2 separate regions of the Mus musculus genome follow, and region 1 is linked to region 2. The links are chromatin loops, found by intact Hi-C in ENCODE. Cell type or tissue: gastrocnemius. All regions are shown on one strand. Links, peaks and the distances in the headings refer to the core of each region. The heading gives the core; the rest is flanking DNA.

What was found. A loop is a pair of places that touch in the nucleus more often than their neighbours do. Peaks named below come from ENCODE experiments on the same cell type or tissue, not always from the same donor. Only the 100,000 strongest peaks of a DNase experiment are listed, where the experiment ranks them.
Region 1: a loop joins it to region 2, with 2.2 times the contacts of the local background. A loop is called at or near these places in 2 of 42 quality-filtered maps.

The regions. Positions count from the first base shown.
Region 1 is chr17:43,130,635-43,136,019 of GRCm38, forward strand. No RefSeq gene overlaps it. Among named protein-coding and RNA genes, the nearest start is that of Gm34627, 16 kb to the left of the region's middle. In gastrocnemius, for the core only: no CTCF peak of the experiment used is centred there; DNase peaks (open chromatin) are centred at 2,659 and 4,544; H3K27ac peaks cover 2,092 bases.
Region 2 is chr17:43,072,982-43,078,366 of GRCm38, forward strand. The region is part of intron 4 of Tnfrsf21 (tumor necrosis factor receptor superfamily, member 21); the gene reads left to right. Among named protein-coding and RNA genes, the nearest start is that of Gm34627, 41 kb to the right of the region's middle. In gastrocnemius, for the core only: no CTCF peak of the experiment used is centred there; DNase peaks (open chromatin) are centred at 2,307, 3,188, 4,275 and 4,786; H3K4me3 peaks cover 1,102 bases; H3K27ac peaks cover 4,376 bases.

The DNA.
Region 1 (5,385 bases), core at 122-5,121, 58 kb after region 2:
CATATCTGGGTTTCTAACTGCAGAACACATACATGGGTGTGTATCCCAGGTCAGGTTGTGGGTGGCAAGGCCTTGCTGCTGTATAGGGGTCAGGGCTCTTCTTGCATATCTGTGTTTATAACAAGAGTTGCTTCTGGGTGGCACAGACTAGGGGAGACAGCTCCTCCTTCTAGTATCTTTGTCAAGGGAACACACTATAACCTTCCATGGTGGTTAGCTTAACTATTTCCTGTGGGTGTGTCCCTTATTAAAACTATATCCTAAATATGGTCCTCTCTTAGGAGGCATCCCATTTCCTAGTCAGTCATCATACATGATATACAAAGAGAGGTATCAGGGCCTGGGCTCCATGGCTGTCTAGATGTTTCTCATCTGTTGTGGGGGATGGTGCAGCATGCCCTGAGCTGCCTGAGTCACTGCAGGAATGAGGAAGACTCACAGGGAGGAGGGACCAATTTCCTTCTTCAGTAGAGTCAGAGAGCTGCATAGGTGAGATCTGAGCTGTGCAAGGAGTGGGCAGGGCTTAGATGTAGAAAATTTTTAATCCTGACCTGGGGCTTCTACCCTGCCTTTGACTCTTTAGTTCCCAGATAGAAGACACACACAGCCTTTATAATTACAATAAACCTTCAACAGCACAAGAGCTGGGTGGATACTTACCCTCTACGTTATTAGAATCTACTTTCCTATTGATAACTCTGAATTATTACTTACTACTTAACTATGTTTCATCTGGGCTGCTCTTAACTCCAATTGGCCAGCCCTCAGGGCCATGTTTTTATGATTCCCAAACCATGGCACCTTCTCCTTTGTCTTCTGTACCTTCTAGTTCTCCTTGGTTCTCCTCTGACCCATGAGGTCACCCCAAACCTCTAATCCCTCCAGTAATTGGCTGTAGAGAATTTTATTTAACCAGTAGCTTTAAATCAAGGGACAAGGTTTGCAGAACACAAGCTTGTAAACAGGAGAAGTCTTTTGTAGGCCAAGACCTTTGGCTATAGAATTTAGCATTACAATGCATAGCATCAGACCAAACCTCAACACTTAGAAACTCAGCAAGGGACAATGTGGGCAAAGACGTGGAGTGAGAGCCCCCTCAGGGACCCCATGGTCACCTGTTCCCCATTAACCACAGGTCTTTGGGATTCTGCAAACCCCCAGCAACCCCCAGCAGCTGCTGGAAGCACCATCCCATACTCCATGAGTGTGTATCCAAGCTTTGCAATTCTGAAGTCCTATGAGACAATGTGAGTAGTGTGTCATTGTCAGGATTCATGTATATTGTAGACACAAGATTTAATGAAATCTTTCTATTGTCAAAAGTGTTTCTAAAATGTTTGGAATTACATTAGAGCAGAAAGAGCTCCAATTTATGTTTTGCTAGGTACCTTCCCAACTTAGTAGCTTTATTTATTTATTTATTTATTTATTTATTATTTTTGATCATGTGCAGGCTCCCAAAGTGCATGTGGAAGATCAAAGGACAGATTTGTGGAGTCATTTCTCATATTCTACCTTATGTGGGCTCCAGAGCTCATACTTAAGTTGTTAGGAATGTGAGGAAAGTGCTCTACCCATTGATCTATCCTGCTGACCCTTTAGCCATTTTAAATAGCAACCATTTCTGACAGCATTTGGCATCTGAAGATCAAGAATTCAGGGGCTCCTTAGCTGTGTGGGTCTGGCCCCAGGCTCTCAAAAGGCAGTGAGCACATCTTGGCCAAGGTTATGTCACTTGCTGTTGAAAGATCAAATTCTTTGGGTTCAGACTCCATCTTAGACAAACTTGACTTAAGTAAATTAACAGGTCGGTACCTAGCTCCAGTTTCCAGATTACCCAAAACAAAACCTGAGCTTAGCTCCAGTTTCCAGGCTACCCCTAACAAGATCTGGATCTCCAGTTTATTCTCCTCTAACAAATCCACTGTCTAGCACCAATTTCCAGGTTAATCCCCAGCAAATCCCAACACCTCCAGGTTACAAGGCCGCCCCTGCCTAACAACCACCAATTAGGAGGAAAGCCAACGTTTGGCTCCCAGCACCAGCCAATTACACCAAAGGTCACAGTAGCACCCCAATTAGATGCTTGCTAGGCTTGAAACACTCACCCTTCACTTGTGATTTCCTATAAAACCTTGTCCCAGTGAGTGATCAAGGAATTTTTCCATGGAACCGTCCTGTGGGTCAGCAGTGAATCAAGACCCACGCTCGAGCTTGTGAATAAAGTCCCTGGTGTGATAGCATCGGATCCGGCTCCTTGGTGGTCTTTTGGAGTTCATGAACATTTCAGCATGATACTGTTTAACTGGCATGGGCATTCTTCTTGTGGTGGGCATCTGTTCTTCAAATGGCGCATCTCTGTGTGAGTGAGTGTCTCTATGGCATGGTGGTTGGTCGCCACTGAAATGACTTTTGTAGAAGAGCAAACAGATAAAAGGTTCTTTTGTGCCGTAGTCTCTGTCAAACCATCACTTCTGCTGTATTTTATCGGCCACCCTGAGCATCCTTGATTTGATGCAGAAGAGGATTATGCAAGCAAATAAATACCAGAGGATGTGTACCACTGGGAAACAAGGCAAGGTCACCTCTGAATTCATATTCTGGGAAGATTAGAGCTTTCAGAACAGGAGCTGGGCACATGCCTGTAAGCTCCACACTCAGAAGGCCGAGCAGATGGTTCACACCAGTCTCAGTTACACAAGTCAGTTAAGGTCAACCTGGGCTACTTGACACCCTGTCCCTACAACAACCAAATATACACGCATGCCAGAGATGATATAGTGAACTAGACACCCTAAAAAAATTTCACCTTTAACGTATTGAAAAATACTGAGTAGAACATTTTAAAGATTTATTTTGGTTTTTAAATGTTATGTCTGTGTATATGTGTCTGAGTGTATATCGCATGAGTGTATATCGCATGTGTCTGAGTGTATATCGCATGCATGAAATACCCACAGAGGACAGACAATGTCGCCAGAACTCTAAAACTGGCGTTACAGACACCTGTGATCCACCACGTGGGTGCTGGGAGCCCAATCCTGATCCTCTGCAGGAGCAACACAAGCTCTTAGTCACTGAGCCATCTCTCTAGCCCTAAGAGTCAACAAATAAACACACACACACACACACACACACACACACACACACACTTAAATCTTTAAAAGCTGCCCCATTATACTATCAGGAGAATAACAGGTAAAACCAACACAGGAGGAGGTGTGGATTGAGAGACTCGCGGAGTTGCAGGCTCTCCTTCTCCTGCTCTAGTTCCCAGTAGCTTACTATTCATTTAACAATGTTTATGGCCGTTTGCTAGGCCTATTCCTCATCTAACTCCTAACTTACTTAACCTGTTTAAACTATTCTATGTCTGCCACATGGCTGGTTACTTCTCAGTATCATATATCTAATTTCCTCAGAGTGCAGGTGGTGAACCTCCCAGAGTTTCAGTCTGTCTACTGGAACTCCCAGTTTCTACTTCCTGCCTTTGGCAAAAAACACCATGCGGCATATTTGGTTTTACCCCTTGACCTAGAAAACCTCAAGTGTTTATTTCCTGGCCCTTTATTTTCTAAAATGCCAATAAGATAGGCCACCAGATCTTTAATGACAGGTGATGCTTCGACACAGTACCTGAGAGATTATCTCTACAGACATAAGTGCTTAAGCTGGGGGCTCCTCTAGGCACATCCCTCAACCACCAAGTGACAGGGAAGCTTGGTGAGTTTCTTTCACATGGCAACAAACAAGGCACCTCAGCTAGCAAGCAGGAAAGCAGGAGATAACATGTGACGGATGTAGGCGTCAGAGCAAAGACCCTTCCAGAAACTGCCTCAAATCTCAATGGATATTTCTCAGTGATAGTTCACATCAGGCTTTTTTTTTTTTTATGAGTACTATTTTTCTTGGTTTATTCAATAGGCTGCTTCAATTTACCTTAATGTCCACTTATACTTATATATAAGCTTCTTTTATACAAGCTCAGTGGACTCACTGAGAAAGCACAACTAGGAATGCAAATCAGACAGCAATATTAATACAGAGTTCACCTTCTCCTTTCAATGGAATAAATAATGCGTGCATTTGTCTCTTTCTAAATATTTAGGCACCAAAAGTTTTCATGGGACTCTTTCTTTTTTATTTTATTTACTTATTAGGTATTTTCTTCATTTACATTTCAAATGCTATCCCCAAAGTCCCCCATACCCTCCCCCCTCCCACTCCCCTATCTACCCACTCCCACTTCTTGGCCCTGGCGTTCCCCTATATTGGGGCATATAAAGTTTGCAAGACCAAGGGGCCTCTCTTCCCAATGATGGCCGACTAGGCCATCTTCTGCTACAAATGCAGCTAGAGACACGAGCTCTGGGGGTACTGGTTAGTTCATATTGTTGTTCTACACATCAGGCATTTCTTAATTCTCTTTCCACATGCAAGGAGATAAAACCTTTCCTACTTCTACAGTAGCTCTGATGGTCAGGGAAAGTCAGGAATTATAAGCAGAGTCTGGGTTTATATGGGCTTGCAGCCACGCTCACCCAGCATGAGTTACAGAAACCTGGCTGATAGTCTGTTTGGAAATGTGACCCAGCATGAGAAGTGTTCTCTGTCTAGAAACAAACGGGAGTCCTGTTGAAGCACATGATGTCTTTGGTTTTGCCCCTTCGTTTAGAAAGCCTAAAAAGATTATTATCTGGCCCTTTATTTATTTTTAAATAAATGTCAATGTTAGTTGCAGAAATACCTGCATAGAAGCCCCCAGTTAGCCTAGAGTTGAAATACAGGAAAGATGCATTTATCAAACTACCCTGTGCAGCAGAACAAACTGAATTAGAGACCGGGGCAGGAGGAAGCTTGGTTAGACACAGTCTTAGGCTTGGTTAAAAAAAGGGGGGGGGGGCGTTATGCATTATGTACAGTTAACTGGGTACCTGAAATAGACCAGACTTGCTTCTGAGCACTGAGGGCTTAATGGTTAACTATAAGGAGCCTAGGGAGGAAGATTGGTTCGAGAACATAGTTACTCCTCAATTGTGAATGGAGTTCTGCAAACAGAGAACATTAAGAGGAACAGAAAAGGAGAATTCTTTTGGAATAATAGCTCTCTGCCACATGTACCCAGGTGCTCTGATCCCCAAATACATCAAAGCTGCTTTGTCACCCAGTCTGTGCCAGAATGGGCTTGCACAATGCATCTGAGCACCGAGTGCTAATATGCTCTCCTGAGAGCAGCAGTGGGGAGAGTCTGAGCTGGTGGCAGTGAGCTAGCTGCAGATTGCTCTGGGCTGGTGGCAGCAGGACAAGTCAATTAGGGGAGTGATTGGGAGAAAGGAAGGCAAGAGGCACCCAGAGCCTCCAGGCTCTTGTTTGAAAAATGGAAGA
Region 2 (5,385 bases), core at 178-5,177:
CTGGGGAACTTTCAGGGTAGTAAGAGGACAGTTGCTGAGGGATTGATGACATCTTCAGGCTCTGGTGTGTTTCGTGTTGCTGGTTATGTGGCGCAAAGGAGACATATGTGTGAATAGGCTGAAGATGTTTGCTGGCATTTCAGGCTGATTCACTGATTACTGTATCCCTAAGTCTCAGCTGAAGATGGTAGCACTCTTGTACTACTAGCACAAGATGCTGAAACAGGAGGATGGCCAAGAGTTTGAGGCCAGCCTGGGCTACAAAGTTCAGCCAGGGTACACAGTCAGAATCTGTCAAACAAACAAACAAATAAACAAAACAAGAACCAAAGATGCTTTGTAAAGATTCTTAGTTATTTGCAGTGGCCTTGTGATGTAGTAACTGCTTGCCTGGTACTGGGTGAAGAAGAAGAAAAGTGGTCCCTGCCTCTCAAAGCATCCCTCTCCAGGATGAAGGATTGATTGATAATTAATCACAGACATGAGCAGATGTTCCGTTAGAAATGTGTGTGAGCGCTTACAGCATCAGGGGGTTTTCTTCATCTAGACATGCCCAGGACACTAAAGCTGTTGCATGCTTGTGTGTTTTAAAGGACAAGATCATGGTCAGAACGGCTCAGAACGGCTCTTCGGTTTTCTTCTCTGTTTGCAGTAGGCAGCCACACCTGCCCATTTGCAGTAGGGCCTCTCAACCCTGCACCTTTGCAAACATCGAGTGTTTTCTTACATCCTGTTCTACTTGGCTCAGTAGTAAAGTTTACACTTTACAGAAACTTTGGACTGGTCTGTAGTAAGAAAGACACAGGGGTGAGGTTCTAATGTCCCCTCCACATCAAATGCAGGGCTTTAGACTTCCAATAACAGATCATGGGAGTGAGAAATTTGGGCTTTCCTCTGGTCAGAGTTGAATTTTGTTTTCTCCACTCCATGTGTGAATTCGGACAAGCCCCGTTTTGTCCCCACGTCTCAGTTTCTTTCAGACAGCTTTGTAAAGCTCTTCTGAACTAAAAGGGTGTATGGACTCAGTCCTGCACTTCATGTGGATCTTAGTGACATGGCTCTTTGTGGCTCCTGTTTTCTTTTAGGCCAGTGGTTCTCAACCTGAGAGTCACACCCACTTTGGGGGCTTTGAATGACCCCTTCATAAGGGTCGCCTAAGACCATCTGCTAATCAGATATTTATATTATGATTCATAACAGTAGCAAAATTATAGTTATGAAGTAGTAACAAATATAATTTTATGGGTGTGGGTCACCACAATATAAGGAAATATATTATTACTTTATTACATGGTATATTAAATATTAATCTATTATTATAATAGCAATAATATAAAAATGTTATATGCAATATAAATGTTATTAATTATTATAATACTGATATAATGTAATACATTAAATATTAAATATAAAGATTAAATTTTCAATATAATTAAAGGGTCACAGCATTAGGAAGGCTGAGAACCACTGTTTTAGTGTAGTGAACTAACAACTGTGATGCAAGGGCGAGTAGACCAGTGTCTGCGGAGAATCCATCGACCTCATTTAGAGCTTTTTTTTTTTTTTTTTTTTTTTTTTAAGACAGGGTTTCTTTGTGTAGCCCTGGCTGTCCTGGAATTAGCCCTGCAAATGAAGCTAGCCTCAAACTCACAGAGATTCACCAGCCTCCCAACTGCTAGGATGAGAGGCATGCACTACCACCTGGCTCAGAAATCGACTTGATACACTATATGCCTCACACACTGGTGAGACACACCACACACACACACACACAGACAAGCGTGCACACACACACTTTATAACTGCTATGGCTATTTTATTGTTATCACTGTTGCAAAGGGCAGGATAGTTTTACACAGGCACTTTATTTAGTAAACATGAATCCCATGTTCCTTTATGTGTTGAGCCCTATAACTGGCATGGCCTAGAAAGTAGCAAAGGACAAACCAGGGGGTTCAGGTATGTGGAACAAATTTTTAAAAATATATTCTGTGAAACTGCTATGAAGAGATTGAAGTGGACAATTCCTTTTTCTTAACTCCCCTAGACACACTGACTCAGTATTCCACATGGGCTAAGCCTACTATTGACGGCATTTTTCATCTTTTTAATGCATGCTCTTACCAGCTTCCTCCAAAAGCAAGAAAAGCAGAATCCATGTTATGGATGGGGGGGTGGGGGTTGGGGGGGGATACTTGTTTTCTCCATCAATTACCAGAACTGGAAAACACATGTTATTCTATTGTTTCGAAGCCCAAACACACATGGGGATAATCTGACAGTTTCCGCTTGGCCGGGTTTCTCCGTCCTGTGTTTCTAGACTGTACCCTGGTCTGTCATGACCTCATGTCACAAACCGGTCACTACTAGCTCATGAGGAAATCACGACCTGTCTGCAGGTATTGTGCAGCTGTTTTAATTTCAACATTTTCCTTGAACGACAGACCAACATTGCTTTTGATTTTCCTATTAAAACTTGTCACCAGGGAAACAGCCACTTAGCTCCAGTCGGAGTCATGAAGGGTGGACTCGCCTATCATTAACGTAAATCATTGCCAAAACATGGGGCAGGTGTGTGATTTTGTATATTTATAATTCCACTTTTGGCAGGGTACTCTTGAAAAAGGCAAAGACTATGGGAGATGCACACAAGTCTTTCTAAAGTCTAATCCTGGGTCACTTGACATAAACTTCAGTGAGATCTGCCACACACACACACACACACACACACACACACCCATGAGAGGCTATACATAGTCTTTTGAAATGTGTACAGTGTATGATGTTCTAACCTAAGCAGATAAACACAGCTGGGGGAGACTGTCTACAGCACAGGAGTAATTTCCTCAAAGAAAATAATTTGTAGAAAGTAAGAAAAAGAGTCAGTTGGTACTGGACAGGAAATTGAGGACTTGTAACATAGGCAGATCTTTAGCCTCAGACTGTCAGACAGGAAAGGGCACAGCTTCGTGCCTTCTTCTGCTTTCAGAAATGTTTCCCTTCTACACCCTTACATATATCCAGAGAGATGCAAACTGTATACTCTGGCAGGCATACTCGCTGCCTATGGTATTTGCTATCCCAAGAGTAGAAGCCACAGGGATGCCAGAGCAGGTAAGTGTCTCCACACTTATCAGAGGACTTATCGAGAATGAGCGGCGTGGGTGGAGACTGTTTGTCCCTGCCTAGTGGTACTGTGTACACAGAGACGTGAGGAACAGTGCACGGGAAATTGCTCACACACTGGATAACCTCTGTGGGATCAGAACCTGAGGGGCTGAAACCTTGAAGTCTGAGAGGGGGACCATTAGGGTGGAAGCCAGGTGTGTTGAGGTTATAACAGCACCAATTCGTTGAATTTATTCAGCAATACTAATTTAATCAAATCTGTCAGGCTCAAAAAACCTAATTGAGGGCCTCTGAGGTGCCTCAGTGGGTAAAGACACCTGATGTCAAATCTGTGTTCTATCCCTACACGGAGGAAGAAGAGATCCACCTTCACCTAACTGACCTCTGACCTCCACCCCCCCCCCCACACACACACACACACGCACACACACACTAGGTGTGATATGTTTTAAACAATAAAATATAAGGAGAAATCTTTAAAAAAATTTTTCCTTGAGCCAAACATGGTACCTTTAATCCCAGCACTCAGGAAGCAGAGGCAGGCAGAGCTCTGTGAATTCAGGACCAGCCCGGTATATGTGTGTGTGTGTGTGTGTGTGTGTGTGTGTGTGTGTGTGTGTGTGGTTTAGCACAGCAAGGGTTGTGTTAGAGAGGTGCTGCTGTCTCAAGAAACAAAGCAAAGCAAAACAAAAACTTACTAACAAAGACTAACTTGAGTCTTTTTACATCAAGGCATTATTTATTGTGAAATTGCTTTCCATTCTTCGGGTCCTCGGGCAAAAATTTTTAAAAGTTTATGCAACGTGTTTTCCTGGTTAAAACTGTCTAGGCTGCACTAAGGGGAATCCCGGTTTCTAAACAGCATGATCTCCCAGGATCCTGACTGAGCTTGGCTACAATCTTCTAAGATGTGAGTGGGTTCCCATTCGCAACCAAGAAAGCCCGCTTACTCTCTTCCTCACTCCCTTTTATTTATTTATTTATTTATTTATTTATTTATTTATTTATTTATTTATTTATTTATGAGAAAGCTCACCCCATGAGTCAGCTCCCGGATGCAAAGGCAGTACTACTGCTGTCAGCAGCCTGGACAGCTTGCAGACAGCCGCCCCAGCAGCTGGGCGGGGCACTCCCGCCCGCCCTCCGGAGCCAGCTGGTTCTTACCAGCTTTGGCTGCTTTTGAAGCACGTCTTGTGGCTTCCCGCAGCTTTTCCATCTGAGCTCCGGGGAAAGGAAGAGTTCTTTTGCTTGAGACAAAGATTGACGGTTCACACTTGGACATAGCTAATCTTTGGGCTCCCGTTTTTTTGAAACTAATTCTCAGGAATGAATGGTCAGAACTCATGGATGCCGCAGAGAGGCAACATCACAGTAACTACCTTGATTTGGAATTAGGGGTTTTAAGATGCGATCTATCATGGCTAATTAATCTGTGGTTAACTTACGCAGAGTCTTCAGAAAGACTTCAGTTGTAGTAAAATCCTATCTGGTTGTCTGGGCCTCAACTAATCAGGGTGGGAGGAAGTCACTCTTCAGATAATTTCCCAGTGGCTTCAGGCATGGGCTAGCCAGGTTAGCATTGAGTTTCTCTCTGTGATGGAGAAGTTCACGCTGGGCTTTGCCTTGGCTCCCAGATTCTCTGTTCACTCATCTATGTTTCTTCTGCGGCTTGGCCAGGGAGTTCCCAGGGAGGTCCGTCTTGGCTTCTGTTCCTCCTCCTACTTCCATCCCATGACCTTCAGTGACCCTAGGGAGAGTTAGACAGTAGAGGACCTGTGCTGTCTGCCTGCTAATTGGTGATTTAGACTGGAAGTGTTGTGAGCACAGTTCCTTCCTTATGCAATAAACACACCTCTTTGCATGTCACCTGAGGTCTGGGCCAGGTTGGTGGAGAGGAAAGAAGAAAAGAAACAGCTTGTTAAGAATTCATTTTATTTCAACATACTTGCCTTATCTCTGTATATGTGGCTATTTCCAATACAATAACGCATGTCTGTGACTCCAAATATGGAATAACTGACCAGTATTTCCTGAAAGGTTTGGGAATCAACATCGTGACATTTCCATCTATGTACTTATTATTTGGAAAAACAAATCCTGGGGGTGGGGTAGGGGTAGAAGTGGGGGTGATAGCTGTGAAGGTGGCTCATGCTCTCCTCTAACCCCAGCACTCAGCAGGCAAAGGCAAAGGATCTCTGAGTTCGAGGTCAGCCTGGTCTACAGAGCGAGTTTCAGGACAGCCAGCCAGGGCTAAAC